Linked DNA regions of Homo sapiens: region 1 is linked to region 2. A link is a loop called in an ENCODE intact Hi-C map of the cell type or tissue named here. Cell type or tissue: spleen. All regions are shown on one strand. Each heading gives the region's core, and the rest is flanking DNA. Links, peaks and the distances in the headings are about the cores only. Region 1 overlaps COL5A1 (collagen type V alpha 1 chain). Region 2 has its middle 65 kb from the start of FCN1.

Region 1 (2,899 bases), core at 159-2,658, 200 kb after region 2:
TGTGAGTTTCTGCAGCTTGGGCTGCCCAGGGATGAACATCTAACAACTAAGTGGACCCTCGTGCCAGCGGCCATGCAAGGCGGCCCACCTGGGAGTGGGGAGGGTGACAGGTGTCCACTGGCCCCTGCAGGCACGTGGGGGGCCGTGTGTTGTCTCTGGGGCCAAGGCCTTCTCCTTGTGCAGAGACACAAACCCTGGACCCACTCAGCTCTGCTAGGAGATGTGCCCCTGGGGACCCGAGGGCCTATCCTCAACTTACTCTTCTTCCGTCTGCAAACAGAGACACTTTCCACAGAGTGGCATCCATCCCCCTCAGTACTCAGAGGCGACATCCACCTCAGCTGGTTTCATGGAAGAAGCATTGTGGGAGGGCCCCGCTGGCTGGAATTCGGCTCCGGACTAAGCAGGGGGCCCCGTGGCTGCAAGGAGAGACTTACCTTCTCGCCCTTTGTGCCCTTCAGACCACGGATGCCATCGGCCCCCTGTGCGGGTGGGAAAAGAAAAAGGAGTGAATGGTTACAAGTCTCAGCCTTTCTAGAGCTGTCGCAGGCGTGTCAAGACAGGCTGAGCTCGCTGAAGCTGACAGATGAGGCCAGCGCCCTGCCCTCAACACACTTCCTCCCATATGTCCCCCTGTGGCCTCAGGAGGCCCAGCGTGTCCACAATTCCTGGGCTGACTCCACTGACTCCTGTTCTTCATGCAAAGACCCAAACCCATCCCCCACCTTCCAGCCCAAGCTCTGGACCCGCCCTTCCAAGGGCCCACACCCGGCAGCCAACACACCCCTCCTGCTTCCCATTATAGCATCATCTTCTAGAAACACCCCCACCTTTCAGAGGTTTGGGGAGGAAGCAGGAGGTGAGGTCTAAGGCAGACTTGATTAGGTCCCAGCTCCCCCTCCATGGCCTCTGACAATGCCCCAGACTCCTGCGTGCCTCAGTTTCCTCATTTGGGAAGTGGAGAGGACGACAACCCTTACCTCGTTACCACTGTTGGGAGGGAAATGCCTGCTAAGCTCTCAGAACAGCACCTAGCACCCAGCACACAGCAGGTGTCAATAAACAGAAGCCCAGTGCCATGTATTTCAACTCCGTGTTAACATGAAGAGATGATACTGTGATATTACTAATGAATGATGATAACATATTTATTGCAGTTGTCATGAGTTCAGGACACACCATCCCACCTCCCTGCTGAACAGGAGTTTCTGGGACGGGGCCCAGGACTATTTCTCTGACACTCTCACTGTGCCAAGCGCCTGGGGCAGTGGAGGTAAATCTGTGGGGTGGAATTACGCAGCCACACCCTTGCTGTTAATGTCTTTGACTTCAGCCCTCCCAGCAGGGTGACTTTTAGCTAGAGAGACTACCTCGGGCTACCTCAGGCCACCTGCCCGTGGGACTTGAGAGAGAGAGAGAAGCCACACTGCCCCCGGCACCGGGATTCCAGGCTGAGGCTGAAGCCGGGGCCACAGAGCACTGGAGGACGCAGGGCCTGCCGGCTGCCCTCTGGTGGTCAGAACTTCCCACATACTTGGCAGTTCTGGCCTTTCCCCAGGTCCTGGAGAGGGAGGGGCTCTGGGAAGGGATGGAGACACGGAGGAGCTCCTTTCTGCAGAGGTGGCTGGCCTTGGGCTGCGTGCCCTGGCTCTGCCAAGGAGCTGCGGATGTAACTGCAGAAACGCCTTCCACTCCAGTGCCAGCTGCAAGGCACTTCCAGCCACGCAGACAGGGCAGCGGCGTGGTTGCCCTGAACCATAATCACTGGAGGATTTGGAGCACCGGAGACAAGCAAGAGTTCTGCCACTACACCTGCAGGCACCATTGCTGAAGTCATGTCTGCTTCACACCTGGCCGCCACCACTAGTGGAGAGGCCTGGGACACCTCCCTCTACGCCCAGCACAGGGCGGAGGCAGCCGGGAGGGCAAGGTGGGCTCGGAGCAGCTCTGGTTCGTCTGGCCTGGCACTTGGCACACTAATGTGGGCCAGCATGGAGCGCCTTGGGGGGACAGGGCACAGCTCAGAAACAGCACTGGCCCAAGCAGGGAGGCCGACTCCAAACAAGCCTCTCCTACGCTAGTCTCTACCCCAGCCTGAGATGGGACATGGACCTCAAGATGGAGAGGAAGCGCCGGACAAACACAGCTTGCGTATTCCAGGGCTGAGTGGGAACGACCAGCCAAGCCGCGAGGAGGCTCAGAACAGCCTGCTGCAGGCCACTGCCCCCACTGAGCACAGCACGCGCTTGGCAGCACCTGTGGGCCCGGGCAGCCCAGGAAGGTGAGAAGTGACTCAGCTGGGCCAGCTGCTGAGAGGCGAGTGGTTTCTAAGCACTTGGTGGTGTTTTTTTCCTAGCAGATGCCTTCTTCCAAAGCAATCCTGGCTGGAAGCCCCCAGAGTTTTGAAAAGAGAACAGGTAGGGCCACGCTGGCTGACACAGAGCTGGGGGCCCCAGAAAACCACCTGCCGTCTCACCACGGCGTGGCATCGCCTCAGAGACAACAGCCCCAGAACCCCACCAAGAAGGGCTTTTTAGGAGATGAGCTACTTTCTTTTCTTAGGGCAGTTTTGAGTCCTCACCATACTTGCAAAATAGAAGAGCAACTTTGGATTCTGCTTATTTCCTCTGAAACGCACAGGAAAATCGCAGGTGTGGCTGAGAATACAATCAGGGTTGAGCCTGCTCAGCAGCGTCTGATCCTGAATGCAAGGTGATGTCCAGCTGCCCCTCCCTGCCCTGAGTCCTGGGGGACTGGGTTTGTGTGGCTGGCATTATTTCCCAGGAGCACTAAACTCCCTGGCACAGCACCCGGGGGCATTGGCACCAGCTCTCCTCCCTCTGGCTGGGCAGGCTGGGGGACGCTGCTGCTCCCTCCCTGCCCATGCCCTGCTGAGAGC
Region 2 (2,899 bases), core at 308-2,807:
GTCGGCCCCTGGCTTGCATTCGTGAAGCATCCTGAATTTTTTTCACCCTGACCTCTGCTTCTCTGTGGCTCCGTGGCTGGTCCTGGTTCCCCATTCCCAAGGCTGTTCCGTGGCCGGGTCTGGGAAGGAAGGACACCCCTGCTGCAGTTCGAGTATCAGCAGCAGCAGGAGCCCTGTGGGACCTGCGCTGTGGGACCCACCCCGTGGTGATACTGTGATGGAGGCGGCCTCTCCGTCCGCTCCCCCGCCTCAGCCTCAGAACTGGCATCCAAGTGCTGCTTGCATGACTTTCCTGTAGCTGCTGGAACAGAGTGCCACACCCTTGGGGGCTTCAAACTACACACATTTATTTTCTTACAGTTCTGGAAGTCAAAGGTCTAAACCAAGGTGCCAATGGGGCTGGCTCCTCCTGGAAGCTTCAGGGGAGAACCCCTTCCTGCCTCTCCTGCTTCTAGAGGCCTCCTGCATTCCTTGGCTCGTAGCCCCTTCCTCTACCTTCAAAGCTGGGAACATCACGTGAAAGTTGTCAGAATCAAAATAGAGTCACTTGTGTCAAACCCTAACAAAAAAAAAAAGTCAAGAGGCTAAGAAGGGCCCTCCCTGCCCCACACACCTGCCGGCGGTAAGAACTATCATAAAGGCTCTCTGAAGGGCTCTTATCTACATATGCCTGTAGCAAGAACTTTTCCGAAGGACTTTCCAAACTGCCACTTGCTATCTGAGTCACAGGGACAGCTGGTCGGATGCACAAGAACCCTTGCCTGACACGCTGTCTCCATCTCCAGGCATGAACTGACGTCAACTCTCACAACAAGACTCTGTGACCAGGGTTCTCTTTGCTTCAAAACAACTTATGTGCATGCCTCCCTTTGCCTTTAAAAGCTTCCCCTTGCCTCAACCTCCTTGCACATGCCTGTGGTCCCCACAGCCCTCGTAGCCAGGACAGGAACCCCGCCTATGCACTCCTGGATACACTCAGCATCACTGGACGAGCTGTCTCTGTTGCTTAGGTTGACAGTGGCATCTTCGACTCTCGCGTTGACCTCTGCTTCTGTGGTCATATCCTTTCTGACTTGGACCCTCCTGCCTCCCTCTCATAAGGACTCTTGTGGCTCATGGGGCCACCCAGATAATCCAGGATAAGCCCCCATCCCAGGGCTCTTCACCTAATCCCACCTGCAGGGTCCCTTTTGCCATGCCAGGGAACATACTCACAGGCTCTGGGTTTAGGGTGTGGACATACTTGGAGCCGTTATTCAGCCCACCTGAGTGCCTTATTTAGGGAGGGACAGGAAGGGCCGAGTGGCAGATAATCGGGTCAGATCCTGCGGGCTCTGTGGGTAGCCGCCGGCAGGTGGCGGTAACTGACCTCAGGCCACACTTGGACTTGCATAAAGCTATGGGTCAAGTTCCTCCGGGTGAAGTGCAGTCCCCACCCCCGCCCCCTGTGCTCAGGGTCCTTTGCGCCTGCTATTCCTGTGCACGCAGAGAAAACTGCCCCTCGGGCCTTCGCGTGGCTGTCCTTCCCCACTCCAGCAGGGCTCTGTTCCAGCGTCAGGATCTCTCCACCGCACGTCCAAAGTGCGGCCCACTCGTCGCCCCTTCACCCTGGCCTGTCCCTCTCAGCAAATGATCATCTCTGTGTTTACTGTGTGTCCTCGGTAGAACATAAGCTGCCCAAGGACAAACAGGGTGTGTTTTGTTCATGGCTCTTTTCCAGGGGCTACAGGAGCAATACAGGCATTTAGTGGGTGTCGTGGGGTTGAACTCTGTCCCCCAGAAAGATATGGGGAAGTCCTAGTTCCCAATACCTGCAAAAGAGACCTCATTTGCAAACAGGGTCTTTCAGGTGTAGTCAGGTTGAGATGAGGTTGTACTGAGGGGGGGTGGCCTTAGGAGGGGAAGGGGGTTCCGGAGACACACGCGGAAGATGGCAGCAGAGACTGGGGTGACGCCCCACTGACCTGGATGTTGAGCTCCCGGCCTCTGGGCAGCAAGGGAAGGAATTCCTGGGGGTTGAAGGCCCCTCATTCATGGTCTTTTGCTACAACAGCCCTGGGAAAGGAACAAGGCAGGATTCGGCTGTTTGTGAGGACGCACAGTCCAAGGCACCAGCACGAGGGTGCTGGCTGCGGACGGCTATCCTGAGCCTCTCCTGGCCTAGCCAGCCTGACTCTCCAGCCACAGCCCACCCAGCCCTGATGTGCAGGATTCCTTCGTTCTGCTGTAAAGATGGGGGCACCCTTCCACTTCAGTGGAATCTTTGAGCAGCTGCCTGTCATTTAAATAATTTCTCTTAATTTTTTAAAAAAGATAAATTTAAACATTTAGATAATTTAAAAGAAAACGCAGCTCCTACTGCCCTCCTTGTATAACCACCATCCTCTCACTGTCCGTCCTCCCCGTGGAATGATCATTATCTCGCCATCCTTCCTCCCTGTATAACCATCATCGTCCTCCCGCCGTCCCTCCTCCCAGTGTAGCCATCATAACCCTCTCGCTGTCCCTCCTCTCTGTATAGCCATCATCCTCTTGCCATCCCTCCTCCCTGTATAACCATCATCCTCTCGCCGTCCCTCCTCCCTGTGTAACCATCATCTTCCTCTCGCCATCCTTCCTGCCTGTATAGCCATCATCCTGTCGCCATCCCTTCTCCCTGTATAACCATCCCTCCTCCCTGTGTAACCATCATCATCCTCTTGCCGTCCCTCCTCCCTGTGTAACCATCATCATCCTTTTGCCGTCCCTCCTCCCTGTGTAACCATCATCTTCCTCTCACCATCCCTCCTCCCTGTGTAACCATCATCATCCTCTTGCCGTCCCTCCTCCCTGTGTAACCATCATCATCCTCTTGCCGTCCCTCCTCCCTGTGTAACCATCATCTTCCTCTCACCATCCC

The links. Peaks named below come from ENCODE experiments on the same cell type or tissue, not always from the same donor. Only the 100,000 strongest peaks of a DNase experiment are listed, where the experiment ranks them.
Region 1: a loop joins it to region 2, with 6 times the contacts of the local background. A loop is called at or near these places in 36 of 110 quality-filtered maps.

Annotation. Positions count from the first base shown.
Region 1 is chr9:134,777,685-134,780,583 of GRCh38, reverse strand. It overlaps COL5A1 (collagen type V alpha 1 chain), which reads right to left. Exons shown (of 66, transcript NM_000093.5): 28 at 438-482. Among named protein-coding and RNA genes, the nearest start is that of MIR3689C, 70 kb to the left of the region's middle. RefSeq lists enhancers at 1,928-2,187, 1,742-2,351 and a silencer at 2,864-2,899. In spleen, for the core only: a CTCF peak has its summit at 1,561; a DNase peak (open chromatin) is centred at 1,527; H3K27ac peaks cover 339 bases.
Region 2 is chr9:134,981,741-134,984,639 of GRCh38, reverse strand. No RefSeq gene overlaps it. Among named protein-coding and RNA genes, the nearest start is that of FCN1, 65 kb to the right of the region's middle. RefSeq lists enhancers at 973-1,561, 1,562-2,152. In spleen, for the core only: CTCF peaks have their summits at 1,119 and 1,321 (motif pointing right); a DNase peak (open chromatin) is centred at 1,359; H3K27ac peaks cover 641 bases; H3K27me3 peaks cover 593 bases.